2 separate regions of the Homo sapiens genome follow, and region 1 is linked to region 2. A link is a loop called in an ENCODE intact Hi-C map of the cell type or tissue named here. Cell type or tissue: gastrocnemius medialis. All regions are shown on one strand. Each heading gives the region's core, and the rest is flanking DNA. Links, peaks and the distances in the headings are about the cores only. Region 1 has its middle 140 kb from the start of LINC02227. Region 2 has its middle 54 kb from the start of LINC02227.

Evidence for each region. A loop is a pair of places that touch in the nucleus more often than their neighbours do. Peaks named below come from ENCODE experiments on the same cell type or tissue, not always from the same donor. Only the 100,000 strongest peaks of a DNase experiment are listed, where the experiment ranks them.
Region 1: it touches region 2 in a loop (2.5-fold over the local background); 1 of 110 quality-filtered maps calls a loop at or near these places.

What each region holds. Positions count from the first base shown.
Region 1 is chr5:158,552,712-158,555,634 of GRCh38, reverse strand. No RefSeq gene overlaps it. Among named protein-coding and RNA genes, the nearest start is that of LINC02227, 140 kb to the right of the region's middle. In gastrocnemius medialis, for the core only: no CTCF peak of the experiment used is centred there; DNase peaks (open chromatin) are centred at 1,524, 1,874 and 2,134; H3K27ac peaks cover 1,524 bases.
Region 2 is chr5:158,462,600-158,465,522 of GRCh38, reverse strand. No RefSeq gene overlaps it. Among named protein-coding and RNA genes, the nearest start is that of LINC02227, 54 kb to the right of the region's middle. In gastrocnemius medialis, for the core only: no CTCF peak of the experiment used is centred there; DNase peaks (open chromatin) are centred at 914, 1,362 and 2,282; H3K27ac peaks cover 1,690 bases.

The DNA.
Region 1 (2,923 bases), core at 320-2,819, 90 kb before region 2:
GAGAGAGAGAGAAAACCTAGTCTCCAAGCTCCTATTTTATTTGTCCATCACTGAGACAAGTTTGCACCCAGGGGAAGGTATACATAAAAGCATGAATGCCAGGAGGTGGAATCCTTGGAGGGCATTTTGAAGACTGGCTGACACAGTGCCTTAGTAAGAGTTTTGGGGATATAGCCATGAGCTAAAGGGCCATCTAACTTATAGTCTAAGAGGAGAGACAGACATATATAAAATCATTATGTACCTAAATACATACCAACCAACTAGGCTAAGACAATGAAGAAAAGGTACAGTATGTATGAGAGACATTTAGCAGGAGACCTTAGGAGGAAGTGGAAGGGACAGGGATGCATTTGTGAGGAAGTTACATTTCAGTTGAAACTCAAAGCATGAGTGGTAGTTAACATTAGTTAAAATTATGGTGGTTGCCTCAACATGTTAAACATAGTTTCCTTATCACCTAGCAGTTCTATCTTTAGGTATAAACCCAAGATAAATAAACACATACATCCATACAAAAGCTTGTACATGAATGCCCATAGCGGCATTGTTCATAATAGTCAAAAAATGAAAGTAACTCAAATGTCCATCAACTTGTGAATGGATAAACTAAATGTGGTATATCCATACAATAGGATATTACGTGATGACTAAGAAAAAAACACTGATCCACGGTACAACATGGATGAACCTTGAAAACATTATGATAAGTAAAAGAAGTCATAAACAAAATACGACATATTGGATAATCCTATTTGTTTGAATGTCTGCAATAGGAGACAGAAGAGAGATGCAAAGTAGATTAATGATTTCCTAGGGTTGAGGGAAAATGGAAAGTGAAAGCTTATAGGTAAAAGGGTTTTTTAAAGGGTGATAAAAACGTTTTGAAATAGATGTAATGATGCTTGCACCACTCTATGAATATGCTTGAAACCACTGAATAGTCCACTTTAAGTGGGTGAATTGTGTGTATGTGAATTTTTTTCTTAATAATGAGGTTATAAAAGAGGATGGCTGGAAAAGCTTTGCAGCAGAAGGAACAACTTGAAGTGGAAGAGAATATGGTGTGCAGGAGAAATGGAAAGAAAGTCAATGTGTCTGCAGCACAGAGTAGAGGAGAGAAGTAGTGTTACATGAGGTGGAAACCAGACCCTGCAGGCTTTAGTGACCCAATCAAGGAAGCTGCTCTTAATCGTGAGGGCTATGAGAAGCCACTGAAGGTTTTTAAGCATGAATTTGCCAGATCATATTTGAGGTTTTCAAATTTAATATCATAAATGCCCTATAAAATAAAGCTAATATTTATATCATGAGGTGATTAACGGAGCAGGCAGAATAGTGAAAATCGTATTTTTTATCATTTTCCCTAGAGGAGTGCAGACACTGGAGTTTTGAGATTGTGCTTGAACCGTTAATCGTTAGAAGCAGCATACTTGGTTCACATGCTTTTCATCCACCCTCTGGTGTCCTACATGACTTCATATTGCTCAATGAGGGGACAGGCTAGATGTGGCCACCCTCAGGTGCTGGCCCCATGTTCTCATGTTGCACAGTTTTTGGGATTCTGGGCTTCACCGAGCTCTTTATCCTTGTCCAGATGGCAGAGCAGAGGAAATATCTGGTAAAATGTTAATTCCACCTCATTTAATGCAGCTTACATAGGTGTGGTGTAGTCGAGGCCTCTACAGGAAAAGCTGATTTCAAGTTCTGGCACAAGGATTAGCTGATTCACAAAAGATGTGAGTCTCCGTTTCTTCCCTGCACATCTGTCCTGTCTGCTTTTAATTTGGAAGCACCAGTTTTAATTTAGCGGCAGGACTGTAAACTCCATTTCTGTGAATACAGAATGACATACTTTGTGGAACGGGGGCCTCTGGCCAAGATCTGACTCCTAAGTAATTGATGGCTAGTGACTGGCTGAGAAATGCTCAAATGCAAACACTTCCCATGGCAAAAACCCTGTCGTATCAGCTGGATTACAAACGAGCCTTGCTGGGCTGCTGCCCATTGAAATATAGGCCATGTCTTTAACCACAGTCTCCAAAACCTGGAGGGAGCCTCCAGTTCATTCTAAACATCGATGATCTTTCCAGTCCACAGGTTTCCTTTGTCCTCAGACTTTGTCTGGAGCCTGTGGCCCAATGCACAGATTTCTTCATATTTGGAAGCCAACCATATCGGGAAGGAGGCTTCAGCATTAAGGGTTGTTTTGTTCTGGTGAAAAGGACACTCTTTTCATCACATTTAAAAACCAATTTTTTAAAATCTCACTCATATCCAATATTTTGTGTGTGTGAGAGAGAAAACACAGGCCTAAAGTTACATCACCCTTGTGGTTTGAGAAATCTTTTTCACAATATGTAGACTGTTTTTGGGGCTGGGATTTTTGGAGAAGGGGGAAAAATAGTGGGGCAAGAAGGACAGAGATATGAGACAGAAAATTAAGTCTTTCTGTAAACAAGAAAGAATGGATAAGCAAAGGGAATAAAATGGACAAAACTTCCATGAGTCTGACATCTTCTAGATACAGAGATAGCCGATACAAAATCCCATGATGCCTTTAAAAAATTAATTTAAGTCCACCAGTCTTACATCACCATTGAATCCCTATCACCTGTCATGGTGCCTAGCATATAGTAAGTTTTGATACATATTTTTAAATACATGAATGAGGAAATAAGTAATTATTGCATGCTTACCGTATGCCCAGCACTGCTGTACTCAAAGGGCATGGGAAACATAACTAATGCCACAGGGAAACTTATGGGGAGTCCAGTGTAGAATAATGGTAGGAGGCACAGAGCCCGGAGTTAGCTAGTCCTGGATCTGGGTTTGAGCCCTGCCTCTAACACTTACCAGCTGTGTGGCCTGGGGGAAAATTATTTAAGCTAATTGTTAGTTTCCTTTAATTGGAATGTGGACA
Region 2 (2,923 bases), core at 336-2,835:
GTAGGCCAATTAGAGAAAAGAAAGATTAAGGTGATGTTTATTGCACTCTTAACCTGTGATAAACATGTGCTAGCCTCCCTTTCTCTCTTTCCTTCTGTTTCTCATCTCATTTGCCATTGTATGCCCACATTTAGATATACATGTATAAATAGGCTTCTTAAATTCTCAGAATACTCTTCTTGTGGTAGATGCTACAAGTTCCATTTTGAAAGTGAAGGAAGCAAGGCTCAGAGAGATTGTGTAACTTCCCCAAAGCTACACAGCTGATAAGTGACTGCCCTGAGATTCAAAGCCAGGTATAAATGGCTCCCCAGAGCAGGTCTTTCTAGGTTCCCCCAGTTCTGTTCCATAGGCTTATTTTTATATTGTAGATGGGTTAGGTCCCCTCATGGTGTCTCCCAGTGCCTAGTGTTAAGGGTTCGGCACACAGTGAATATTGCTTATAATCCATGGGTTCTGATACAGCGTTGGCCTTACAGAAAAGCAAGCTCTACAGCAAAGACAACTCAGTCAAATGAGGCAGGAAGGAAGCCAAACACCAGCATCCTCATGGAAATAACTGTGGCTTCTGGTCATGGGAAGGAAGGAGGGCTGATTATTGAACCATCCTGGACACTTTGCTGCGATTTCCTCTGGTGGCTGAGGTAGAGAACGAAGAAAAACAACTTATCCTTTCTTTTGTAGACTCCATCACTGACTTTCTGGGTGACCTGGGCAAATCATTTAATGTCACACACTTCCCTTTCTTCATGGGTAAGCTGAGGCAGAAACAATAGTCGACAGCCCTGCACATGGACAAAGATTCATATAAAAGTCAAGCTCCTAAAATGAAGCAACACAGGCATGAACACAGGATTCTTTATTACTACAGGCAGAAGTTCCTGGAGGGAAATGAAAAAGGGGAGGGCCTTTACATTTTCCATGACAGGACTCAGCTGCCTTCAACCATCACTGTCAGGCAACATCATAGCCTTGATCTACTTCCCCCAAGTGAGTAATCAGAGGGCTGCAATGTCTCTTCATCCCATCTTTGCATTTTACACCCAAAGAGCTCACCTTGGAAAACAGAAATAAATAAAATGGCAATTAGAGTAATAATAAACCCAATATTTGTAAAACAACATGCAGTTTACAAAGACTTTTATATATGTTGCTAATTTGAATCTCACAATAACTCTTAGTGATGGGCTATTATCTCCCCCATTCTACAGATGAAAAACTGAGAGAGCTAGGAACCTGACTTCACGGCAGAGATAGGAATAAAAACCCATGTTTCCATTCAGTGATCTTTCTATACACCAGACTAGTTAATGATGATGACACACATCACTTGTGAAACACATGGGCCCCCGAACGGCCCCAGTTGTGAAATACTCACCTTGAGAACAAAATCTTTCCTACACAGTGCTATTACTCAATTGGCTTTCATTTCCAAAGGCCACAGGATTGTTTTTAATTTTCATAAAAGTCCAGTACGTGTATGCCAGCACATTCACTAGAGTTTCCCTCCTTGTCAGTTGGGCTTGAAAGTCAGAATCATGTTCTTGGTATTTTTTTTTTTTTCAACAATGAAGTTAACAGAATCCACTGTCAGATCCTTGGCTCTCTTTTCGTTACTTTTGGATGGAAAAGAGACATTTGAACAGGGGTAAAGGAAGGGACTGGCCAAGCTTAGGGACTGAAATTTGGGAACCTGTGGAATAGCCAGCCGTTCGCAAATACCTGCCAACACTGCATTCAAAATCACATTCAGAATTTACATGAATTGTCTGAGAAATTAACCTCTAAACCTATTCATTGCACTGGTAGTCCACTGGGTTCCCTTAAAACAGGTTATCCTGCACTACCAGAATAATTTATATCTGCAGCTGTAACAGTTTCTGTATTCAGGTAGCATGCTTAGTTTTATTTGTTTGAGTATTTAGAGGATTTTCAGGAGTTTGTGGGAAGCAATCATGAGAAGTAACTCTACTCGTTTTAATCTTCAAAAGTATCATTTTCTTGGGCTTATTATTCCAAACACACTGACTCTCCATAAGCCATCATCCTGTTACTCAGAGCTCACAAAGCCAATTCTTTAATTATGCAACAACAAACTATATTTAATGATGACCTGAGACCCAGAAAAATTCTGTCTTGATTTCTGAATCATTAAAGAACAATCCAACTGTTGTCAGTCCTGTAGGAAGTCAATGAATTGGGTCTCATCCTTTGGACTGCTCATCCATCAGAGACATGCATGTTTACTTTCCAGTCACCCCTACCAGGGCCAGCTTCATGGGTGTGTAACCTGAACAAGTTGCACTGAGCCCCACACTTAAAAGGCCCCCATGCCTCACTTAATGCTCTGCTGTTACTGTCATGAAAAATCTTAATTATTTTTTAACAAAGGCTCTGCATTTTCATTTACACTGGCCTCACAAATTATGAAGCCAGACCTGATCCCAGGAATATAAGTTCCATAAGGGCAAGATTCTTGCCTGTCTCGTTCACAATTAGTTCCTAGAATGGTGCTTTGTACTAGTCTTAATAAATATTTGTTAAATCAACGAATGAATGAATGAATGAATGAATGAATGCATAAATACCAAGATACTCGAATAATGAGAAGCTCCCATTCTCAGGAAACAGGGAGTTGCTCTCATTTACCATTTCTGTGCCCTGAACTCTTAGTTGAAACATTTCAAAGTTACGTTACAGGCCTAGATAACTGCTTAAGGAAGGAGATTTGGCAAGAAAGGGAGAAAGGGGGCCCAAGACGCCCAAGAGAGATACAGGCAAGCCTACTGAGAGACACTGCCCAAGGATACTGAGAGCAGAGGCATGGGGTGTGCTCTGTGGTCAGTGAGCAGGGGAGCAGACTCCTGTCTTTCGATGCACCAGCAGGAATTTTCCTCAATGTAAGCCAGGCTGCAGGAAGAGT